Regions from separate parts of the Homo sapiens genome. Here all the other regions are linked to region 5. The links are chromatin loops, found by intact Hi-C in ENCODE. Cell type or tissue: PC-9. All regions are shown on one strand.

Region 1 (5,000 bases), 77 kb before region 5:
ATCCCAAAAAACAACTCCATAACTCCTAATTCCCCCCCTTTCCCCATCTCTTGGCGACCATGAATCTGAACTTTCATATGAATGGAGTTCTATAATTTGCTGTCTTCTGTGACTGTCTTCTTTCATTTGGCATTAAAACTTTTCAAGTTTTACCCATGTTGTGGTATGTGTCTGTACTTCATTCCTTTTTATGGCTCGATAATATCGCATTGTGTGAATATTCCACAATTTGTGTATCCCTTCATGAGTTGATGGACATATGGGTTATATCCACTGGCTGTTAAGAACAGGCGGGTCACGGTGGCTCACGCCTGAAATCCCAGCACTTTGGGAGGCTGAGGTGGGCGGATCACCTGAGGTCAGGAGTTCTAGATCAGCTTTGCCAACACGGTGAAACCTTGTCTCTACCAAATATATAAAAATTAGCTGGGCGTGGTGGCAGGCGCCTGTAATCCCAGCTACTCGGGAAGCTGAGGCAGGAGAATTGCTTGAACCCGGGAGGCGGAGGTCGCAGTGAGCCGAGATTGCACCACTGCACTCCAGCCTGGGTAACAGAGCAAGATTCCACCTCAAAATAAAAAAAAAAAAGGCGGGCGGCTCGTTCCTGTAATCCCAGTATTCTGGGAAGCTGAGGCAGGTGGATCACCTGAAGTCAGGGGTTCGAAACCAGCCTGGCCAACATGGTGAAACCTCATCTCTACTAAAAATACAAAATTAGCCGGGCATGGTGGCGCATGCCTGTAATCCCAGCTACTTGGGAGGCTGAGGCAGGAGAATCACTTGAACCTGGGAGGCAGAGGCTGCAGTGAGCCGAGATCGCACCATTGCACTCTAGCCTGGGCAACAAGAGCAAAATTCTTTCTAAAAAAAAAAAAAAAAGAACAATGCAGCTATGGCCAGGCACAGTGGCTCACATCTGTAATCCCAGCACTTTGGGAGGCTGAGGTGGGAGGATTGTTTGAGCCCAGGAGTTTGACACCAGCTTGGGCAACATGGCAAAACCCTGTCTCTATAAAAAATGAAAAATTTGGGCGGACATGGTGGTGTACACTTGTAGTCCCAGCTACTTGGGAGGCCGAGGTGGGAGGATTGCTTGAGCCTGGGAGATGGAGGCTGCAGTGAGCTGTGATCATGCCACTGCACTCAAAAAAAAAAAAAAAAAAATTCAGCTATGAACATTCTTGTACAAGTTTTTGTGTGAACAGATGTTTTCCATTTTTCTGGGTATATACCAGGGGATGGTCTTGTTGGATCATATGGTAATCCCACGATTAACTTTTTGAGGAACTTGCCAAACTGTTTTCCAAAGTAACTGCACCGTGGTACATTCCATCTAGAAATGTTTGAGGGCTCCAATGTCTTCACATCCTTGCCAACATTTGTTATTGTCCATTTTCTTATAGCCCTCCTAGTGAGTGTGAAGTGGTACCTCATTGTGGCTGGCCATCTGTATATCTTTGGAGAAATGTCTGTTCAAGTCCTTTACCCATTTTTTGGCTGGGTTGTTTTTTGTGTGTGTGTGTTGAGTTGTAAGAGTTCCTTGTTTAGGCTGGGCGCGGTGGCTCACGCCTGTAATCCTAGCACTTTGGGAGGCCGAGGCGGGCAGATCACAAGGTCAGGAGATCGAGACCATCCTGGCTAACACGGTGAAACCCCGTCTCTACTAAAAATACAAAAAAAAAAAAAAATAGCCAAACGTGGTGCGGGCGCCTGTAGTCCCAGCTACTTGGGAGACTGAGGCAGGAGAATGGTGTGAACCTGGGAGACGGAGCTTGCAGTGAGCAGAGATCACGACACTCCACTCCAGCCTGGACAACAGAGGGAGACTCCGTCTCAAAAAAAAAAGAGTTCCTTGTGTATTCTGGATAGTACACCTGTATCAGGTGTACTATATGAGTTGCAAATATTTTCTCCCATTCTCTGGGTACTGCCTTTTTCTAATTTACACTGGGGCTCCTTTTGGGCTGGTAGGGACCTTAGTTCCTCAGCCAGAGCACCAGATACTCTCCCGCCATAACAAAAGAAAGTGTATCAGTGGCCTCACTCAAGAGGACAACTTAGTACCTCAGTACCTTTACAGATGGCCTGCTATGTGCCAGGCGTGGAGGATGTGAATCTGAAGATAACAGGGTCCGTTCCGGTCGCTGTTCCCCATCCTCAAGAAGGACTCAATCAATAACTCAGACGCTCAAGCCAGAACACTGGGGGCTGACTGGACTCCTCCCCCATCACTCCACCATCCAATCAGCCATCACAGCCCATGATGACTCCTCCCACCTTGTGCCACCATCCAATCAGTCACCACAGCCCACAGTAACTCCTCCCTATCACTCCAGCATCCAATCAGCCACCTCAGTCCCTGGTGACTCGTCCCCCATCATTCCAGCATCTAATCAGCCCCCAGAGCCCGTCACCCCTCCATTCTCTTCCCCACGCCCCAGCGGAGTCTAGGCGGTAATTGCCTCTCACCTGGCTGGTTTCAGTAGCTTCCTGTCTCCAGACCTCAGGGCTTGCTTCTTGTAGTTCATTTCTCCATCAGTGCACGAGCAGAGTGATTTTTCTTAAATGAAAAATCCCATTGAGGGCTGCCTGGCGGACAACTTCTCTACGGCTACTATCAAAAGAAAATGCACACGGAAGCCGACAGCTCCGTGTCATCTGGCACCCACTGCTGTCTCCACTCCCCTCCTTGAAGTGACTCAGTCTGACTAAACTGTTGGTCAGTTTCCCAGCACATACCACCTCCAAGTGCTGCCGGCATGGTGTGCTTTGAAATGAGGGACGGTAAAGAAATGCGTCAGGGATTCCCGAAATAAGTCACGGGTTAGGCAGTAACTTGTCAGGCAGGAGCTGGGAGTTTGCTAGGGGCACGGTAAGGGTTCCGGTTATGGGAAAGAGCCTCGCTTCTGCCTGTGCAGGCGCTTGGACACACAGGCCTGCCTTGGTGCTCATGAGTCACCCGAGAAGATGTGCCTAGAAATGACTCTCCTGGGTGTGTGAGAGCCTGAGTCTACCCCAGGGGTTTGGAAGGCGGATTCAGCTGCCTTCCTTAGGTCGTCTTAGGATCTTCAAACCCCAGCGCCGAAAAAGACTAATGACCATGTGGCCCACCCCTTCATCCCTTTGCCTCTATAAACCTCCATTCTTCCCATCTCAAAAATGGGAACAATGACATTTTTTTAGATGGCCGTGAGGCTCAAAGAAGATTATCTAGACTCCTGTGTGAGTTTTAAGTTGGATGGGGAAACTGAGGCCCAAAGAAACGAATCGGTTGCTTCCAGCCTTGACGTGTGTTGGAATCATCGGGGGAGTTTGTTAGAAATAAGGATCCCTGGATCCTACTGCTGGGTTGGGGTAGAGACCCAGTCATCTGTATTTTTTAACCTCCCAAGGTGTTGCTGCAGGGAACCAGGTCTAGCTCTCCTCCCAGAATCCTAAGGCAGCCTCTGGCCAGAGGGTCACTGAGGTGCAGGCTGTGTGTGGTCAGCACGCCTTGCTTTTCCTGTCTGGAAGCCAAAAGCTGGCTTTCCCACTGCCAAACTGCTGGCAATACAGAGGCCATTCTGGCGACTGTTTTCTAAATGTGGCTATCAAGGATGTTCTGGGAGAGAAAAGCCCTGGCACACAGCCTTGGTCTCTGAGGGGCTTGCAGGCACCTGGGGTAGGGGAGGCTCAGTGGTGTATGGGAGTTGTCGGGGAGGGGCAGGATGCTCCATCATAGGGTGAATGGAATTGAAACCAATGTTTAAAATGAGCTGGGTTTAGGGCCGGGCACAGTGGCTCACGTCTATAATCCCAGCACTTTGGGAGGCCAAGGCAGGCAGATCACTTGAGGTCAGGAGTTTGCAACCAGCCTGGCCAACATGGCAAAACCCCGTCTCTACTAAAAATACAAAAAATTAGCCGGGTGTGGTGGTGGGCACCTGTAATCCCAGCTACTCAGGAGGCTGAGGCAGGAGAATCGCTTGAACCCAGGAGGTGGAGGTTGCAGTGAGCCGAGATCATGCCACTGCACTCCAGCCTGGTGACAGAGCAGACGCTGTCTCAAAAAAAAAAAAAAAAAAAAAAAAAAAAAGCTGGTTTTGTTGTGGGTGGGGTGGAGACAGGGGGAGGTGCTTCAGTTGTCACCTCCATGTCTGCTTCAGGCCCCTCCTTACCCTTCCTATGAAAACATTTTCTCTGTACAAGATCTGGAACTCATGCACACTGAGGCACAGTTATCTAATCATACCAATGTAGGGCTGAGCATGGTGGCTCACGAGGCCTGTAATCCCAGCACTTTGGGAGGCCTCGTTCACCTGAGGTCAGAAGTTCTAGACCAGCCTGGCCAACATGGTGAAACCCCGCCTCTACTAAAAATACAAAAAATTAGCTGGCGTGGTGGCAGGTGCCTGTAATCCCAGCCACTCAGGAGGCAAAGGCAGAGGCAGGAGGATTGTTTGAACCCAGGAGGCGGAGGCTGCGGTGAGCAAAGATCGCACCATTGCACTCCAGCCTGGGCAACAAGAGCGAAACTCTATCTCTGTCTCTCTCAAAAACAAAACAAAACAAAACAAAAACCAATGTAAAACATGACCACATTTCCTTCTTTTTTTTCTTCTACTCTCTCCCCCTCTCCTTCTTTCTCCCTCCCTCTGCTTTCTAATTTTGCCCCTGGTCTTGAGCTTTTAATCTGAATTACATGTTCCCAGGTTCTTTATTTCCTCATTTATTATCGATGTTTTCCAACTTGCTTGGCTAAGCCACCACTCTGGTCATAATGTATCCCACTTTCTGCCAACCCTGCCTTACCCCCATGCAGCAGAACATGCCTAGAGAAAAGCCATGTTTTTCACATGGTGTTTCACAACCATTTTGACTGTGTTCACTTGAGTCATGACCTTGAATGTTGAGAGCACTCTCAATGCTGCCTAGCAATTATACTCTGCCTCCCTAGTCATTCTCTCTCCAGCTCTGCTAGGGACCGTTTGACTCCTCTCCTCCCCTAAACCCTTAATGCC
Region 2 (5,000 bases), 180 kb before region 5:
TTTATAAATAGGCAAAGGATTTATATAGACATTTCACCAAATAAGATAGAGGAATGGCTCAAAAGCACATGAAAGGATGTTCAACATCATTAGTCATTAGGGAAATGAAAATCAAAACCACAGTGAGATACCACTTCACATGGACTAGGATGACTATAATTTAAAAAGAAGGACAATAACAAGTGTTGGTGAAGATGTGGAGAAAGAAGAACTCTGAAACACTGCTGGTGGAAATGTCAAATGGTGCAGCTACTGTGAAAAGCAATCTGATAGTTCTTCAAATGGTTAAACATAGTTACCATATGACTCAGTGATTCCACACCTAGATATATACCCAAGAGAACTAATCGTGTGACCACAGAAAAACTTGTATGCAGATACTCATAGCATTATTCATAACCACCAAAAAGTGGAAAAAAACCAAATGTTCATCAACTGGTGAATGGATTTTGATTAAAATGTGGTCCATTTGTCAATAAAAAGAAACACAGTACTGTTCCAAGCTACACCATGGGTGAACTGGAAAAACATCATGCTAGGTGAATGAAGCCAGACACAAAAGGCAACACATTGAATGATTCCATTTATATGAAACGTCCAGAATTGGCAAATTTATAGAGACAGAGAATAGATTAGTGGTTGCCTGGTAGTGGAGGGGGGGACAGGAAGGGATCTTTTGGAAAAAACAGAAATGTTCTAAACTTGGATTCTGATGATGTTTATACAACTCTGTACATTTACTAACGATAACTGAATTGTATGATTCACTTAGAATGGGTGAATTTTATGATAGGTAAATTACACCTCAATCAAGTTGTTTTTAAAATTTTTCAGTGGATGAAGAAAGAGGCTGCTCTGGGTTCCAGATCTGTCTGTTTTTAAAATCTATTTCACTACACCAGTGCTGGGAAACAGGATCAGCTATAAGATTCTTCAGTTTCATTTAAATGAAAACAAACTAGTTGCTTAGCGGAAGAACTGCTTTAGCCAGAACCAAGATTTAGATAAAATAGATATCATGATTTCTTGTGAAAGGGGCAGTGAGATGTTATGCGTAACTTCTAAATTAGTCATCAGAAGTGGAAGGAGAGGAATGACTGAGCTACATCAAACCCTTTCCTCCCGCACATCTGTGATCTTTCTCATTTTATAATTTGGTTTAAGAGATTGAACTTGTTTGATTGTTTGTCTGCTCCCCACAACCCCCAGCCCTGGTGTGACAGGCTGGGATTTTTAAAGCTAAGTGCAGGAAAGGGAAACTGAAGGATATTATCACTAAATGGCAAAACAAACAAACAAACAAACAAACAAACAAAGGCAGCATTAAAAGCCCAGCTCAGTTATCTCTTACTTTCTGACCTCAAAAAGCAAGGGAGAGGCTGGGCGCAGTGGCTCACGCCTACAATCCCAGCACTTTGGGAGGCTGAGGTGGGCAGATCACAAGGTCAGGAGTTCGAGACCACCCTGGCCAATATGGTGAAACTCCGTCTCTACTAAAAATACAAAAAAATTAGCAGGGCGTGGTGGCGCATGCTTGTAATCCCAGCTACTCGGGAGGCTGAGGCAGGAGAATTGCTTGAACCTGGGAGGTAGAGGTTGCAGTGAGCTGAGATCACGCCACTGCACTCCAGCCTGGTTGACAGAGCAAGACTCCATCTCAAAAAAAAAAAAAAAAAAAAAAAAAAAAAGGAAAAGAAAAAGAAAAGAAATATTTTCAGGATTGCATCAGGCTGGGAGAGTTTCCATATTGCATCGTTTAATCCTCAATCGTTTAATCCTTAATCGTTTACCGTGCTGGTAACCTCACCAAAATAATTCTGCCCCCAGCCTCCCATTTTAATGATGTGGAAAGAGAGGCTTCTGGAGTTTTTAGGGCTTGGTGCCTGCACTAAGAGATCCCAGAGTGACTGAAGAGCAAGTTTCACTTAAAGGCCCAGGTGGCACCCATCTGCTAAGACCTTCCAGTGAACTTCACATACTCCCCCCACTCCATCCTCTTTTCCATTGTGAAGAGAGGGAAATAAATAAACACTTTAAATAAAGATTCCAGGGAATTGAAAACATGGACATCCGTGCTAACGTGAGAAAAGGATACAGTGAATACATCATCCTCTTTTTCACTGTGAAAAGAGGAAAATAAACAAACGCTTTAAATAAAGATTCCAAGGAATTCGAAAATATGGATATCCGTGCTAACATGAGACAAGGACACAGTGATTACACCACCACACCCAGCACACACACAAGTATCATTTCAGGATAGGATGAATAATGTGTTCATTTTGTTCCGAATCCTTGGAGATTAAACTCTGAGAAATACACTTTCAAAGACCAAAGTCATTCAGGCTGTTCTCTTCTTGAGGAAAAAAAAAGTGATTGATGATATTGAACTAAATAAAAGAGCTGGCAGGAGAAAAAGAGAGGCAGATGCGGCATTTATAAGAGAGAGCTCCCAGGTGATTACCAGTTCCTGTAACTTTTGTCTCTTTCAGTCAAGTGACCTGATGGACACCTGCCTGCAGCTGCCACCTCATCCCACACCTGGGGCTCTTTAGCACCACCTGCTGGTCAAGCCCTCTTGCTGGTTCTGGGGCCAGGGTATTTATATACAGGGGTTATTTATATATTTATATATAGAAGTTATTTATATATAGGGGCATAGATGAGTGTGACTCGATCTGGTTCCTAGTTCTATTCTGATAATCACAGATGATTCATTTATTCATTCATCTATCTATCCATTCATTCTCCCTTCCTTCCATCAAACCATCCACAAAATCTTCACTGATGAATATTCTTGCCAGGTACAGATATTATGATAGCCACCGGATGAACACAGTTCCTATTCTCATGGAGGTGCCAGCCTATACCAGTAATTCTCAACTCTGCCTGCCTGAGAGCTTTGTTTTGTTTTGTTTTGTTTTGAGACGGAGTCTCGCTCTGTCTCCCAGACTGGAGTGCAATGGCACGATCTCAGCTCACCGCAACCTCCGCCTCCTTGGTTCAAGTGATTCTCCTGCCTCAGCCTCCCAGGTTGCTGGGATTACAGGCACCTGCCACCACATCTGGCTAATTTTTACGTATTTAGTAGACAGTGTTTCACCATGTTGGCCAGGCTGGTCTCAAACGATCCACTTGCCTCAGTCTCCCAAAGTGCTGAGATTACAGGCGTGAGCCACTGTGTCAAAAGCTTTTAAAACATATTGAGATGTCTTCTTTCAGGAAGATTGAGTAGAGGTACTTTCTCTATTCTGCTTAGTACAACTAAAACTCTGGATGTTATATTTAAAGCAAACACAAGAAGACTCTGACAGGTGGAGAGGCAAAGGCAAAGCAGTGAGGAACATTGGGGCCCAATGAGCGACACAGTGATGAATTCCCTGGGCTTTTTTTTGGCCACATACATCAGAGATTTTGACCTGAAGTAGCTGGCAGCTCAGAAATGGCAATCGGCACAGGCAAAACAAAAGCCTGCTGTGTCCAGCCAAAGGACTGGGAAAGAGGCTGCCTAGCAAAGTAGAAAACTTTTAGACAACACCTGCTCTATTTCAGCCAAACACCATAGAAAAACACTGTGCCCCGCTCCTGTCCTAGCCAGATGAGGTGAAGTGGGGAGGGCAGCCAAGACTTCCACCCTTGTCAAGCTGTAATGAAGTGACTCAACTCCCCTTGCTGGGGTGGCGTCCCCGCCATTCCTAGCAGGGAGCCGGGACTTGCATCCTGTCAGGTGGTGACAAGCCCTGCACCCACCCCCATGGTGTCAGTAGGGGTGCATGGGGAGCAGTGAGGAGGCACTCTCATCCCTCCCAGCTGGGGACTTATCTGCAGAGGCCTAGTGGGGAGATGGAGCTCCCACATCTGCTCAGCAACAGTGAGGAAGCCACGCCCTTCAAGTGTCAAGAGAAGCGAAGTGGGGAGCCAGGACGTCTACCTCCACCTGGAAGTAATGAGGCAGCATACTCTCCCCGTGTGTCCTCCGGCTTCCTCTGCTACAGCAGTGTCAGTCAAAAGCAGATAAATCAGGAGATTTAAATATGATCCTAGGTCTTATAATACCTAAAATTTCCATATTTCAATTGAAAATCATTTTTCACATCAAAAAATGAGAAGGGATTTCTAATAGCATTTTTTTTTTTTTGAGATGGAGTCTCACTCTGTCACCCAGGCTGGAGTGCAGTGGTGTGATCTCGGCTCACTGCAATCTCTGCCTCCTGGGTTCAAGCTATTCTCCTGCCTCAGCCTCCCATGTAGCTGGGACTACAGACACATGCCACCACGCCCAGCTAATTTTTTGCATTTTTAGTAGAGATGGGGTTTCACTGTGTTAGCCAGGATGGTCTCGATCTCCTGACCTCGTGATCCGCCCACCTCAGCCTCCCAAAGTGCTGGGATTACAGGCGTGAGCCACCGTACCCGGCCAAAACATTTAAAGTAATCATCATAAAAATGCTTCAACATGCAAATGTGAACACAATTGAGACACATGAAAAAAATAAGTCTCAGCAAAGAAACAGAAAATATAAAGAAGCAGCAATGGAAATTTAGAATGGAAATAATAATTGAAATAAGAACCCAGAGGTGCCCGCCCTGCCTGAGGAGAGGGAGGTCATGGCGTGAAGCTACAGCTGCTGCCACCGCCACTTCTGCAAGGTCTCAGGGCAGGGCTGCAGCCATGTCCTACTGCCGGCAGGAAGGGAAGGATCGAATCATATTTATAACCAAAGAAGACCATGAAACTCCAAGCAATGCAGAATTGGTGGCTGATGACCCCAACGATCCATACGAGGAGCATGGATTGATACTACCAATGAAGACATTAACTGGAACCGTCCATGCCTTGGGGGAATGGCCAGCGGCCCCTGTGGGGAACAGTTCAAGTCAGCCTTTTCCTGCTTCCACTATAGCACGGAGGAGATCAAGGGGTCAGACTGTGTAGACCGGTTCCGGGCCATGCAGGAATGCCTGCAGAAATACCCAGACCTCTATCCCCAAGAGGATGA
Region 3 (5,000 bases), 85 kb after region 5:
ATTCCTACTGTAAAGAAATGGATGAGAATAAAGCTGTAATGTTTTCCCCATGCAAGTTCACGGACCTCCTGAGTTCTCTTTGCACCGTGGAAGGCCAGAAACTCCTGGGCTGGGCTGTTAGAGGAAGAGGCTATGGTGGAAGCTGAAGAGGTCTCTTCCATAGGGGTCTGCATGAGGCTCTGGGCCCAGGGGGCTCTGCCCAGCCCCACAGGTGTGAAAGAGAGGATCCCTTTCTTGTCCCCAGATATGCTTGGCTACAGCATCAGTCCAGCATCTTGAGAGACAGCTGAGGACAGCACCTTGAGCCCAGGCATCAGCAGGGACAGCAAATGTGGATGCTGGAGAGATAGAGGGTGGCAGCTGTTATAGGCAACTAGTGCTGCCAGGCTGGTTGGTGAGAACCTAGGAGATATCTCTTGGGGCTTCCCAGACATATTTGGGTGAAATTTTCAGGTCAATGTAGGGCCTACACTCTAGTGAAATGTGAATTATGACTGTTATGAGGGCTTCTGTTACGAGGGGAGGAGACATAATAGTAACACTTGGTGTTTGTGTAATATTTTATAGTGTAAAAATGACTCATGTTTCTCAAGATACATCAATGGTAATCCCCAAATTCACAGATGAGGAGGTTGAGGGCCTAAAGAGGGACAGGGATTTGTTCAAGGTCACATGGTTAATGAATGATGGGGCCAACTCAAGGCTTGAACTCTTAGTCCAGCATAAAAAGTGGAAGAGAGAAGCCTGAGAAGAGAAACTAAGGAGGGACCACTGGATACCTTGAGCATGAGACTGAGGTATGAGGACCTTGCTCTGGTGCCCAGGGGAAGCTAAGTAGGTTTTTTGAGCAGGGGATTGACTTGGAAGCTTTGGGAAAATTAATCTGGTGATGGTGTGTGTATAGGTTGGATGGGAAGAGTGACTGGGGACTAAGAGGCATCCAGGAGGTGGCTACTATTATCCAGAGAGAAACAATGACATCGTGACAAAAAACTTTGAGAACAAACTCCATGCAATGAACCCCTGACTGTCCACCTGGAAGGGCCACATGGACATCTGGTGGAGTCTACTCCCAGGGCCGTCCCATGCACCATGAGCGCATGTCATTCCCCACACAGGTGTCTGACCCGGGGGTGGGAGGAATGTGGGCTGAAATCCAGTCTGTGCTCCACTGGCCAAGCCAAAGTGTGGGGCTACGTCCACCCAGAGGGGTGCTGTTCTAATTTACATGAAGGTTCACTATATGCAAGTGCAGCCCTGTACATTGCCCTTTCTTTCAGCAAGAGCACCCCAAATTTCCTCAGGAGTACCACCCCTTTACTCTGTCCAGATCATGTAGTTTAGGTAGGGCTCGACTCACCTCCAGCACTAGAGATGGGCACATGACCCAAGCCTGGCCAATCAGGAGAACTTCATCTCTTCCACCACAGTGATTGGTTCAGGGAGGAGCACATGACCCAAGCTGGTCCAATCAAAATAAATCCTGGAACTCTTGATGCTGACAGCCATGTTTCCCCCATGAAAGAGTGTTTAGTGAGTCCTAATGATATCATTTGAGTCCCTGGATCCAGCCATGCCTGATGTCTCCCTGGGACTTTTATGTGACCCAGTAAGTCCTTCTGACCTAGGTAATGTTTAGCTTACAGCACTTAGCATTGGGATTTTGTTGCTTGCAACCTATCAGAAGGGTCACCTAGGTCACAGGAAACCAATCTATAGACCACAGGCCAAATTCTGCCTACTACCTGTTTGTAGTAAGGTTTTACTGGAACATGGCCATGCCCATTTGCTCACATACTGTCTATGGCTGTAGAGCAGAATTAAGTAGTTGTGACAGAGACCATAAGGCCCCCAAAGCCTAAATATTTACTGTATGGCTTACCTTACCAAATATCTTACCTAAATATCTTACCAAAAAAACTCATTGATCCCTGACCTAGATTAATGTCTGTCTTTATTAAGGTGGAAATTGGGGCCCAGAGAAGGGCTTCCCTAAAGTTGGGGCAGAGCCAGAACTAGAAACCTGGTTTTCTGACTCCCAGCCTAGAGCCCTTTGTGCAGTCTCTTTTTATCTCTCAGACACTACCCCTAAATGTCCATGGGTCCCCTAGAGGTGTTTGATTCACGTGGCAGTTGGATCCCTCTGCTAGTCTGAGGCAAAATTCTTTTCTGCAGCCTCCTTGTGATACACCCAGGAGATGCAGGAGTGGGGAAATTGAAATCCATAAATAACCAAGCCTCATTCCAGCCAGTCCAGCCTGCCTCCCCAAAGGACCTGCTAACTGGAGCTGGAGCTGACACAGAGGACAACTGTCCCATTTGGGACCCTATCCAAACCCCACAGATGCTCTCCTGGCCATGGAGCCTGGGACCAGAGGAAGGCCCTGTTGTAAAATGCTTTTTCCATCCTCTGACACTCCTCCGTCTTAAGGGGGCCAAGAGGTGTTTGGGAACCTACCTCAGGGGTCTGGGCTGGGAGAGCTCAGAGACATGAAGGATGGGCAATCAGAGAAGGCTCCCTGGAGGAGGTGGCCTGGAGTATTCAAAGATGGAATAAAAACGTTCTTGAAACCCTTTGCTCCCTTGCTGAAACCCTGTCCTCCCCCAGCTGCCTAAAATGCAGCCACACGAGTGTGCCCTGAATATGCCAAGCCCATTCCTCCATCTGCCAGCCATGCCCTCCTCTCAGAGCTTTGCACGGATGGGATGGCTCCCTTCATCGTTCGGGTCTCTGCGCGCTTGTCACTGCCAGCCTTCCCTGAACACCTTTCTGACAGCTGCTGCCCAGTCTGAGTCACTCTCCATTCTGCCTTCCATTTTCGTTTTCTTATAACGCTGGTCTCTAGAATAGTAATACCTGGCCTGGGGCGGGGGAGATCAAGGGTCTCTGTTAAGTGATTAGCCAAGGATGCGGCAGTTAACAGGGAACTTGGAATTCAGCAGTGGAGATGCGGTTGCCTTGTGGAGTGAGGGGTGCTATTCCACTGTTGGGTGGGGTAGGGAACTACGGGGTCCCTGTTGTGGAAAGACTTTGCTGAGTTGGTCAGGAGTTGGACAGGGAAAGCAGGAAGGAGAAGGAAAGGGGCTCCTGGTAGGGGACCAGGGAATAAGGAGCGCAGCGGGTGTGAGGTGTGAGGAAGGAAGAGAGGAGGGAGCATGGAGTGCCAAAGCTGGAGAGGTGCGCAGGCCTCATAGAGCACGTGTGAGGCTGAGTCCCATCCCAAGGGGGATGGGGCACCAGGGCAGGCGGTGGTTGAGATGGGACTTGATAAAATCACCCACAGCTCAGAAGGCTGGTTTTTAGGATGTGTTAGAGGCTGGAGTCAGGGCCAAAGGGAGGTCTATCTGAGGGAGGATCTCTGAGTCTACCTGAGGAGTGAGTGTTGCCAGAGAAGAAGACACAGTGACCTGGACTGCCTGCTCTCCCTCCCTCAGCATCCACATCTAGGACTCCTGTCCTGCTACAGCCCCTCCAGGCCGTTGGTCTGGTCGGCTTCCTGGAGGAGGTGACCTGAGCAGCCTGGACCCATTGAAAAAGGCTGAACAGGGAGGCCTTGGTAGAAGCCCCCGTTTAGCTGTAAGTGGGCTGTGTGAGGTTGGGCACCTCTCTGAGTCTCAGTTTCTTCATCTGTCAAATGGGAACAACAGAAGTCCCTGTCTGCTGGGTTTCGTGACAGGTCAATGAGACGTGTCAAGTGCTGGCACAAGGACCAGCACCCAAGGAGTGGCGATTCAGTGATTATTAGGGGCTGGCTTTTTCCCACCAGAGGCCCATTTAAGGAAGGTGGGGACAGACTAGGAGGAGAGAAAAGTTGCTGGAGATTTGGGGGAGTCTAAGGCATTAAGAGACATATCTTTTGGGGAGGCTTAAGGCTGACCTGTCTCCTACGGGGCTCCTAACCCTCAGGGCAGCTCTTAGAAGGACAGTCCTGAAACTGGGAGGGGGATCCCATCTTCAGAGTTGGCAGCTGAGGACAGAAGCTGTGCATTTTGGTCCTGCTGCCATTCCTTTGCAACCACAGTGTGCAGGCCAGGTGGAGACAGCCACCTTGTGGAAGGTGACAGATGGCCACAAATGAGGGGTGAATGAACCTGCTAAATCATCAGTTGGGAAATTGAGCATCTCACGTCCCATCTGCGAGAGCCTCTTCCTTGTGGAAGGGAGCGTATGCTCGGGTGTGAATGTAGGGGGCGTTCGGTGTATATACAGACGGGTTCAGACAGTGCTGCGATGAGGGTGAGGATACACACACGCACTCCCTTCCCGCATTCTTCCCATCACACGTGCTCTGGCACCTGTCCATTGGTCCACGGGCTTTTGCACACAGTGATCACACATTTTTGTAATCCAGAAACACCAGCCTATATGTGTTTGCACCCAGAAGCAAGACACCCCAAAGGGCAGATTTGCACACTGGCTCTTTTTCACTTGGACCCACATGCAAGGGAGAAGTCAAGGAAGCCGTGTGCTTTTCCTCATGGAATCACAGGCGTGCAGCCTGTGTCCTTGTTCACAGGTATTTCCTGGCCTTCCCCAAGAGGGGATTTCACTTCCCATCCTGTTGCAGTCAGGCTCGGCTGTGTGTCCACTCTGGCCATAGAATAGGGTGGAAGAGCGAGGAGTCACTTCTGCGCAGGAGCCTTGAAAACCAGTTCATGGCTCCTTCATGCTCTTTTCCCTCTGCCACAGTGACCCGCAGTGTTCCAGCTAGAGGCTGCCCGTTTACTCTAGGTCCTGGGATGCAGCTGACAGAGAGCAGAGCCATAGGTGACCTGCAAATTAACTGGTAGATGCTGAGAAGTAAATCTGTGCTGCTGTGAGCCATTGAGACTGGGGGCCATTTGTAACTGCAGCGTCACCAGCCTTAGCCGACTGAAACAACACCCCCTCCCTCCGACTCCTGCTGGGTTCACACGCACCACCCACAGACTCACATCGGTCTCACACCCTTTACACACACCCACACACTCATGTACACTCACACTGGGCATGTGCACAT
Region 4 (5,000 bases), 590 kb before region 5:
ATTTTAAGACAATAGGACATTGACCTCTTGTGCTGTATCAGAGAATGATGATTTGGCTAAGGAGAAAATGCCCAATAATGATTTGCTTGATTTGGGTTTCTTGATTTGTGGCATTATTGTCACTTTTGCCAAATAATGCTTTGTTGTGGTGGTGGTGGTGGGGGGTGTCCTATGCATTGTAGGATGTTTGGCAGCATCCCTGGCTCCTAACCACTAGATGTTAACAACACCCCCAAATTTGAAATAACCAGACATTGCCAGATGTCTCCTGAGGAGGGCAGAATCTCCTTGGTTGAGAGCCTCTGGCCGGGGCCCTTCCCTCTGTGTTGTCTCGGGTGAATTCTATCCCTCTGCCTGCTACAAGTGTCACAGAGTTCTTACTGTCCATCAGAGAAGTGCGAAGTAAAGTCGTAGTGTGGCTGCTCCAGACCTACCAGAATAACAGGAATGAAAGAGTTGGAAAACTGTTGGCAAGGATGGGGAGCAACTTGAAATCTCATACCCTGCTGGTAGGAGTATAAACGGGTACAACTGCTGTGGAAAACTATTTGGCAATATTTACTTAAGCTGAACATACACTTTCTGCGTATCTGCTTCTGAGTACATGTGCGACAGAAATGCATTCCGAGGCTGATAAGAGACACACACTAGAATATTCATAGCAGCACTATTTATAATAACCCCCAGGTAGAAACTACCTAAATGCCCATCAGTGGTAGAATGAAGGATCTGCGATATATTGGAGTAATGGAGTACTAGACAGCAATGCAAATGAATGCTATGCAACTGCACATAAAAATAATGCTACCACTCATAAAATATGTGGAGTGAAGGAATCCAGCCACAAGAGTAGCTAGCATCATACGATTCTCTTTCTATAAAGTGTTATACAACTGATCTACGTTCTTAAAGGTTAGGATAGTAAGTTACCCTATGGGGGTAGTTACTGGAAGAAGGAATAGGTGGAGGTGGGATACATTAAAATTCTCCCTATATAAATAACAGCCATGATTTCTCTTTCCTGGACGGCACCCTAACTGGTTGGAAGGATGACTGTGGAGGTGCTTAGCGTGCTGCATAATGAATGAAGCACTGTGCAGGCAGACTGACCTGTGAAATGAAGTTGGGTCACACATTGGGGCTAGCAGCGAACTTAGCCCTTCAGTTGTTGAATATTTGGGACATTTTCTCCAGTTCTTCTATTTTTACCATGGAAGTCAGTTCTAGTCAATCTTGCAGGAATACATCTATGAGTAATTATGACTTGGTACAAAGTGAATATCAGAATAGCGTTTTAATTGTGAATGTTCTTTGAATGGGACTTACTGAACCTAAATTGGTTGTAGTAGCGAAAATCACTAAAATAATCATGTATGTAAACATGCAAGAAAATATTTGTATTGTCAAACATGTAAGACAGTAGTTGTAAAACTAACAAGTTAAAGTGTTTTGCAAGAGATTTCTCTTTTCTTGGGGATGCTAATCTAATTAAATTCCCTTCCCTCGCACTGATTTATTCTGATTTATTTAAAACACCATTCCTTAGCCTGTAGTCCCAGTACTTTGGGAGGCTGAGATGGGCGGATCACTTGAGGTCAGGAGTTCGAGACCAACCTGTCCAACATGGTGAAACCCCATCTCTAATAAAAATACAAAAATTACCCGGGCGTGGTGGCACGTGCCTGTTATCCCAGCTACTTTGGAGGCTGAGGCAGGAGAATCGCTTGAACCCGGGGGGCAGAAGTTGCCAGTGAGCAGACATCGCGCCACTGCACTCCAGCCTGGGCAACAGAGTTAGACTCCATGTCAAAAAAACAAAAAAACAAAAAACACCATTCCCAGTCTGCACTTTTTAGGATTATTAAGGTTAAATTTATGTGAAAGCACATTTCCTATTTAATCACTTGGCATCAATTTAATTGATTTTGTATTTTGTTTTAACTTTTGCAGAGTTTAGTAAGAATTAAACTATTTGTTAAAAGATATTTTCTATGAATTTTAATATTAAATAAAATAAGGTTTATTTTTGTATTTGAAATATAATGCACATCAGGCAAGAATAGCACGAATTCTGCAGTTTGCTTTTTCAAAATGGTCTTTGTAATTTAAAGTTCACCCCTAGAGGGTGGTGTTGTATTGAAAATTTAAATATGATCTGAAGACCCATTTAAAGTTTTTGAAAAGTCCATAGATTTGTGTTAAAATCTTATATTACAGAGAATGATCAGTCGCTACTTAATAGAAGTTGAGTGTGTTTTAACTTACAAATGGTAGTATTTTGTAAATAATAAAATCTAAGACATAGTTTAATGATATTTGCTTTTGTGAAAAATTCCACAAAATACTGTCCTTTTAAAAAAATCATCCTTGAGCAGCCCCAAGTTGTATAAATAATCACTATTTTATGATATATTTAGGAATTCTTAAAAGAAAGTAACAACAAAGGGAGCTTATTAGATATTTGGTTTATGTCGCTGATTTTTTTTTTTTTTAAATCAGCTACTCCCTGGTACTTACTGTACGTCATTGATATTTAAGGCATTTGAAGTTTGTTTTGTTTTGGTTTCTCCTTTAACTCAGCAGCTTAGTTGTTGACCTACCGTGTACAAAGCAGTCTTTATAATATGGTAGGGGACAGACACAGAAACTATCTTATAGTCTGCTTTGTTTTAGAATGAAGTATAGAATAAACCTAAAATAATGCAGGATGAAGAGATTAATCCTAGCTAATGGTTCTTGGTGGGGGCGGGGGGTTGGTAATTCAGCTAGGCCTTTAAGGAATTTGCATTCTAAACAATGTTTAAAAGAAAAGAAAGTTTGGTTTCTTAAGTCTTCCTTTTTTATTACTCAATGCTAGGTTTTACCTTAAACCCTTTTCTTTCTTTTTCTTTCTTTCTTTTTTTTTTTTTGAGTCTCACTCTATCGCTTAGGCTGGAGTGCAATGGTACAATCTTGGCTCAATACAACCTCCGCCTCCTGGGTTCAAGCAGTTCTCCTGCCTCAGCCTCCCAAGTAGCTGGGATTATAGGCACCTGCCACCACACTTGGCTAATTTTTTTGTATTTAGGAGAGATGGGTTTTCAATATGTTAGTCAGGCTGGTCCCGAACTCCTGACCTCAGGTGATCCACCCGCCCTCCCAAAGTGCTGGGATTACAGGCGTGAGCCACCGCGCCTGGTCCCTTAAACCCTTTTCTATGCTTTCCTTCTTACAACCTTGTCTTAGTAATTAAATTAAGTAGATTACGAAGCAAAAATGTGTTGACCAGTGTAGTGTTTTACAAACACCACCATCATCATCATCATTGGTACTGTTCTTAGTACACTGAGGAATGTGCTGGTAAATTGCGACGGACCTAGAGATCCTCTGAAACATGACAGTTTTGCACCTCCAACTTATTGTTTAACTGATGCTTTAGCTCAAGGAATAGTCAAACTTATTTTCTTGTTATTAGTAAGGTCTGTTTTGAATATTATTTACATCAGGTTAAAGTGTGTGTCTGTGTGTGTGTGTGTGTGTGTGTGTGTTTTCTATGTGTAGCAAGAAGAGAAAAAAAGCACTTTAAAATGAAAGTATTAACTAAATATCCAGCTTACTTGAAACCCTGGGAGGAAGAGCACAGCGGAACCCAGTAGGGGAAACAGATAGCGCAGTAGGGTTACTCATATTTTCTAATGTGGTATTTGGAGATGTTATGTTAGACTTAACATTAAAACTTTCCCCTCTCTTCAAGTGCTCAAATGAAAGCATTTTATTTTAAATAAATGTCTGGGGAGTGATTTTGATCATTTGGCTTTTCTTTCCACAGGCTGATATTAAATAGAAGAGTATTTGGCTTTTATTACACAGCTCGCAGTTTTGGTGATCTATTCTAAAGTGGTAGTCAAACCTCTAGCTAATTAAACAGATCAGCCTAGTAATTAGCCTGGGCTTTCTTCTATCGTCATATTGCCATTATTCCACAAAGATGCTGAGGCACAACCATAATTAACATTTATAAAGCACTTATTGGGCCAGGCGTGGTGGCTCATGCCAGTAATCCCAGCACTTTGGGAGACCGAGGCGGGTGGATGGCTTAAGGCCAGGAGTTCAAGACCAGCCTGGGTAACACAGTGAGAACCTGTCTCTACAAAAAATGATTAAAAAAAAAAGTTAGCCAGACACGGTGGCATGCACCTGTGGTCCTGCTGAGTTGGAAGGATCACTTGAGCCTGGGAAGTCAAGGCTGCAGTGAGCTGTGATTGAGCCACTGCACTCTAGCCTGGGCAATAGAGGGAGACCCTGTTTCAAAAAAACCAAACCAAACCAAACCAAACCAAACCAAACCAAACCAAACCAAACCAAACCAAATAGAGCACTTGTGTGCTGTGGGGGAGTTTTACTCTAAGGACTGAGGCTTAGCTTTCCTTCCCTCTAGAAGCTTATGGTCTAGTTTGGGGGAATTGGTACTGACATATGACATAATTAGTAAGCAGTAGAAGATAAAAAGCACGTACACATGTCTATAAGCTCTGCAAGTGTAGAGCTGTCTCTGTCAATTTTGCTCTTTGAGACAGATACCCCATCTTAAACATCTTTGAATGTTCCAAAGTTCTAAAGAAATGTTTGGATTCTTATTATTTTTAAGTTGTTAAACCCAAATCAAAAGGAGATATCATGAGATATGTAAGCTATAATAAGATATACATATCCATTGCTTATGTCTCACCAGGGAATATTATTTCATTGTGTTGCTGCTTTTTAAAAATCAAGAACTTTCCTTATCCGCATCTTCATTATAGGAAGAATAAACTATTTGTAGGCTAGTTAGAAATTCAGGAAAATGGAAAAAATGCCCACCATTCAAAGATGGGCACTATTAACATTTTGGAATACTTTCCAGTCTTTTTAATGTATACTTTTTCCTATATATATATGTATGTTTTCATAAATACATTAGCACAGTTGGTGAATAATGTGTGTTTTAGTTTTATATCCGATTTTTATTGTTTTCAGTTAAC
Region 5 (5,000 bases):
GTGCCTTTCCCTGTGCATCCGTGCATCCCTTCACCTCCCTTGCTCCAGGGTCGCTCTTCAGCAGGTCTTCCTTGGCGCCTGACCGTCTACACGTCTAACCTGTGACCACACACTTCCCCTCTGCCTTCTCCATCTCATTATTTGCTCCACATCCCATTCCCTAGCATAACGCACACTTGGTTCCTCTAGGTTATTGTTTGTCTCCCCTCCCCAAGAACGGAGCCTCCCTGAGGGGAGGGCAGCGGGGTTTGTAGGCTTTATTTCCTGCTGAGTCCCCCGGCCTGGCACCCAGGAAGTTCTCAAGGAAGCACTGCTGAAGGTGCATCCGGAATTGGTGGGTTCTTGCTCTCACTTACTTCAAGAATGAAGTCTGGGACTCTCTCAGTCAGTGTTACAGTTCCTAAAGGCGGTGTGTCCAGAGTTTGTTCTTTCTGATGTTCGGATGTGTTCAGAGTTTCTTCCTTCTGGTGGGTTCGTGGTCTCAGTGGCTTCAGGAGCTAAGCTGCAGACCTTCACAGTGAATGTTACAGCTCATAAAGGCAGTGTGGACCCAAACAATGAACAGCAGCAAGATTTACTGCAAACAGCAAAAGAGGAAATACCCCACAGACTGGAAGGGGACCCGAGCAGGTTACCACTGGTGGCTTGGGCAGCCTGCTTTTATTCTCTTATCTGGCCCCACCCACATCCTGCTGATTGGTCCATTTTACAGAGAGCCGATTGGTCTGTTTTACAGAGAGCTGATTGGTCTGTTTTGACAGGGTGCTGATTGGTGCGTTTACAATCCCTGAGCTAGACACAAAAGTTCTCCAAGTCCCCACTAGATTAGCTAGATACAGAGTGCCTATTGGTGTATTCACAATCCCTTAGCTAGACATAAAGGTTCTCCAAGTCCCCACCAGATCAGCTAGACAGAGCACTGATTGGTGCATTTACAAACCTTGAGCTAGACACAGGGTGCTGATTGGTGCATTTACAACCCCTGAGCTAGATACAGAGTGCTGATTGGTGTATTTACAATACCTTAGCTAGACATAAAGGTTCTCCAAGTCCCCACTAGACTTAAGAGCCCAGCTGGCTTCATCCAGTAGATCCCGCACAGGGGCTGCAGGTGGAGCTGCCTGCCAGTCCCGAGCCTTGCGCCCGCACTCCTCAGCCCTTGGGCGGTGGATGGGACTGGGTGCCGTGGAGCAGGGGGCGGCGCTCGTCAGAGAGGCTCGGGCTGCACAGAAGCCGATGGCGTTGGGGGAGGCTCAGGCATGGTGGGCTGCAGGTCCCGAGCCCTGCCCCGTGGGGAGGCACCTAAGGCCCAGCGAGAAATCGAGTACAGCGCCAGTGGGCGGGCACTGCTGGGGGACCCGGCGCACCCTCCGCAGCTGCTGGCCCGGGTGCTAAGCCCCTCACTGCCCGAGGCCGGCCGGCCGCTCTGAGTGTGGGGCCCGCGGAGCCCACGCCCACCTGGAACTCACGCTGGCCCACAAGTGCCGCGCTCAGCCCCGGTTCCCGCCCGCGCTGCTCTCTCCACACCTCCCTGCAAGCTGAGGGAGCCGGCTCCGGCCTCGGCCAGCCCAGAAAGGGGCTCTCACAGTGCAGCGGCGGGCTGAAGGGCTCCTCAAGCACAGCCAGAGTGGGCAACGAGGCCGAGGAGGCTCCGAGAGCAAGCAAGGGCTGCCAGCACGCTGTCACCTCTCAAAGGGATGAAGGTGTGGGCTCATGCCGTTTTCCCGCAGCCTGGAGGAAGGGGTGGACAACCCGGTTGCATTCAGAGGGGGAAGCTCACAGTGGGCGGAAGTCCCATAACTGGAAGTGACCTGCAGGGCTGAGCCGCTAAAGCTGGCCTGCCCGACTGACAGCAGCACATCTCTGCCCGAAGCCTCCGGCCGAGCCTCGCTTCAGGTACCTACTGCCCGCGCCCCGCTCTCCAGCCTGGCACAGACTCAACTGGCAGGCTGGTTCTGCTGGGGCGCCCGAGTCGGGCCGCGGCGCCACCTGCTGGACACACGATCCATCTGCGCCTCCAGAAGCCGGCGGCCTGTGGGAAAGGAAGACCCCGCTCCTACCCTGGGACTCAGCTTTGAGGCCCTCAGAGGGTTGAAGTGCGTGCCTCAGGGTGTGAGCCAAGAGACAACACCGTTCCCTGGTGTGGTCACGGCGTGGTTAGGAGCTCCAGGGCTGGGCTCTGACAGACCTGGCTTCAGTTCCTGCCTGGACCACTTCCTAGATGTGTGACCCTTGGGGAGCACTCGAGCCTCCCATGCCTCATCTGTGAAACTGAAATGACGCCCATCAGAAGGAGCTCTCCCACCTTCCTCCAAGCCATTCTCCATCCTTTCGCTTTGCCTTTTTTTTCTTTTATAGCACGTACCACCGTCTGATATTTTAATATCCCTTGTTTACTATCTCGCCCACAAAATGTCAGCTGTAGCGTGGTAGCAACTTAGCTCACTGCTGTATCCCAAAAGCCGCAAGCAGGGCCTGCCAGGGTTGGGGCTTCATAAAAACACTTCTCAGTTGAAACACACTTTGCACAATGACTAGCACATACTAAGTATTCCATAAATGGTATTATTATCTTCATTATGCATTCATCAATTCACTTATGCATTTATTCATTTCTTCTTAGCTGATTCACTCACATATAGTTATTTAAAAAATGGAGGTAAAAGATATGTAACATAGGATTTACCATTTAACTATTTTTAGGTGCGCAGCTTGCTGGCACTGAGTCCGCTCACATTGCTGTGCAGAGTCACCACCATCCATCTCCAGAACTCTTCCCATCTTTCCCAGCTGAAACTGCACCCATGAAACCCTCACTCCTTGTTCCCCTCACCCAGCCCCTGGAAACCAGCATTCTACTTTCTGTCTCTATGAATTAGACTGCTCTAGGGATCTCATGTAAGTAGAATCATAGAGTATTTGTCCTTTTATCACAAGTATTTTGGAGCCCCTACTACATACAGTAAGGAGTAGTTCTTGTAGCACCAAGGTGAGGATTAACTGAGATCAATGCAGGTAAAGCACCTAGCACAGGGCAAGTCACAGATGGAGAGCCCAGATTAAATTAGGGCCCCATCCCCTGCACCTTCCTCCCTGAGCTGTGAGGTGAGGTCGTGCTTTTGCCCTGGCAGGGAATTCTCACCCTTGATTTCCCTCTGTGGCTGCTATACTCTATGTAGACACCAGATGGCCGACTTGTACCACGGAGATGTCTTTGGCTGCTGCCTGCAGAGGGGAGCATAGAGAGATGCCGGGAAAGAGGGAGCCTGTCTGGGGCTCGGAGGCAGCAGGAAATGATTAAGAAAAAGGGTGCTGTGGATGAGACACAGGGGCCTAAATCCCCTAGGGTTTGAATCATATGTCGATAGCAGGGATCCTGCAGAGAGGAGGAAGAGGAGAGAAGGGACAGGATGTTGCAGCGGAAAGAGCACAGGGGCTGTTGCTGTATACTTGGGGAACACACTCAACCCAGCTTGGCCACCTTTCTGCTAATGCGTCTTCTGATAGCCGCTCTGTAGAGTTGTTTGGGACATTAAGTGAAGAGGTTTGCTGAGGCTCCTGGCACACGGCAAGGCTCTGTGGGGACTGATGCATGGCAAAGAGAGGCTCCTTCTGGGACCACGACACAGCCAGGAGGTGGGGGAATCTTTATCCCTCCTCACGCCACTCAGTGAAGGCCACTCCATCTCCTACTTACTAAGTTTCCACTGAGTGCCAGACCCTAAGCCAGGTGGTAGGCAACCAGGGACCTTAGCATGCCTCCAGTCCCTGTCCAGCCTGCTAGTGAGTGGCACAGGAGAGCCTGCGTCGCTGGGGTCCTCCCCCACCTGCTTGTCAGCCCCTGCTGCTTCCAGGAGCGCTTTGGTCTCCTAAGCAGGAGTGGCCAGGCAGGGGGTGTCATATGCCCACTTTACAGATTCCTCTCCGCCCTCAGAAACTAGTTTTTATTGCCCACAAAAAGCCTTATTTAAGAAACTAGACACAAAAGGTCACAAATTGCATGACTGCGTTCTTTGAAATGTCCGGAAAAGACAAATTCAGAGACAGACGGTAGATTAGTGGTTTCCAGGGGCTGAGGGAGGGGACGATGGGAAGAAACTGCTTAATGGGGTTATCTTCTGTGAATGATGAAAATGTTTTGGAACTAGATAGAGGTGGTGATTGTACAACATTGTGAATGTACTGGATTGTTCACTTTAAAATGTTAGCTTTTTTTTTTTGGGAGACAGATTCTCACTCTGTCGCCCAGGCTGGAGTGCAGTGGCCGGATCTCAGCTCACTGCAACCTCCAGCTTCTGGGTTCACGCGATTCTCCTGCCTCAGTCTCCCCTAGGATTACAGGTGCATGCTGCCACACCCACCTAATTTTTGTATTTTTAGTAGAGACAGGGTTTCACCATGTTGGCCAAGCTGGTCTTGAACTCCCGACTTCAAGTGATCTGCCCACCTTGGCCTCCCAAAGTGCTGGGATTACAGGCGTGAACCACTGCGCCTGGCTACGTTATGTAAATTTGACCTTAATTTTTAAAAAGGTGATTTAAAAATATGTTACTGCTATTGTGACCATTAAAGTTAAGGGCTGGGAGAGGTATAAGGACCTTCCAAACCTTGAAATCCAAAGACTGGAGCTTTTCTCTCTCTAACGATTGAGGAAGGACTGTATCCATCCATCTGTCTGTCTGTCTGTGCATCCATCCGGCCTTCTCATCATTCATCTATCCATCCATTCACCTACTCACCCATCCATTCTTCCGCCATTTATTTTATTATCTGTTTTCTTATTATTCATCCACCAATGTATCATTCCCTCTGTTTCCTCGCTTACCCATCTGTCCATGCACGCACCCACCTACCTGCCTATACTCCCATTCGTCCAACCACCCATCCATCCATCCACCCACCCACCCACTCACCTACCTGCCATGCTCCCGTTCATCCATCCATTTATCCATCTACCCATCCATCCATCCACCTATCCATCCACCCATCCATTCATCCAT

Evidence for each region. Peaks named below come from ENCODE experiments on the same cell type or tissue, not always from the same donor. Only the 100,000 strongest peaks of a DNase experiment are listed, where the experiment ranks them.
Region 1: it touches region 5 in a loop (8-fold over the local background); 6 of 110 quality-filtered maps call a loop at or near these places.
Region 2: a loop joins it to region 5, with 9 times the contacts of the local background. A loop is called at or near these places in 6 of 110 quality-filtered maps.
Region 3: a loop joins it to region 5, with 3 times the contacts of the local background. A loop is called at or near these places in 2 of 110 quality-filtered maps.
Region 4: a loop joins it to region 5, with 10 times the contacts of the local background. A loop is called at or near these places in 11 of 110 quality-filtered maps.

What each region holds. Positions count from the first base shown.
Region 1 is chr3:11,134,869-11,139,868 of GRCh38, reverse strand. It overlaps a transcript of HRH1 not described here. Among named protein-coding and RNA genes, the nearest start is that of HRH1, 17 kb to the left of the region's middle. RefSeq lists an enhancer at 2,067-3,266. In PC-9, no CTCF peak of the experiment used is centred here; DNase peaks (open chromatin) are centred at 2,298 and 2,798; H3K4me3 peaks cover 2,583 bases; H3K27ac peaks cover 3,522 bases.
Region 2 is chr3:11,234,353-11,239,352 of GRCh38, reverse strand. All of the region lies in intron 1 of HRH1 (histamine receptor H1), which reads right to left. It also overlaps the pseudogene CHCHD4P4. Among named protein-coding and RNA genes, the nearest start is that of ATG7, 36 kb to the left of the region's middle. In PC-9, CTCF peaks have their summits at 2,351 and 2,558 (motif pointing left); DNase peaks (open chromatin) are centred at 342, 1,042 and 2,512; H3K4me3 peaks cover 1,950 bases; H3K27ac peaks cover 3,055 bases.
Region 3 is chr3:10,972,477-10,977,476 of GRCh38, reverse strand. No RefSeq gene overlaps it. Among named protein-coding and RNA genes, the nearest start is that of SLC6A1, 18 kb to the left of the region's middle. In PC-9, no CTCF peak of the experiment used is centred here; no DNase peak of the experiment used is centred here; H3K27me3 peaks cover 5,000 bases.
Region 4 is chr3:11,649,246-11,654,245 of GRCh38, reverse strand. It overlaps a transcript of VGLL4 not described here. Among named protein-coding and RNA genes, the nearest start is that of VGLL4, 7.8 kb to the right of the region's middle. In PC-9, CTCF peaks have their summits at 1,985 and 2,187; no DNase peak of the experiment used is centred here.
Region 5 is chr3:11,057,901-11,062,900 of GRCh38, reverse strand. LOC101927467 (a long non-coding RNA gene) reads right to left here and starts at 636. Exons shown (of 3, transcript NR_188517.1): 1 at 357-636. In PC-9, CTCF peaks have their summits at 1,801, 2,001 (motif pointing left) and 3,191 (motif pointing right); a DNase peak (open chromatin) is centred at 3,200; H3K4me3 peaks cover 296 bases; H3K27me3 peaks cover 1,522 bases.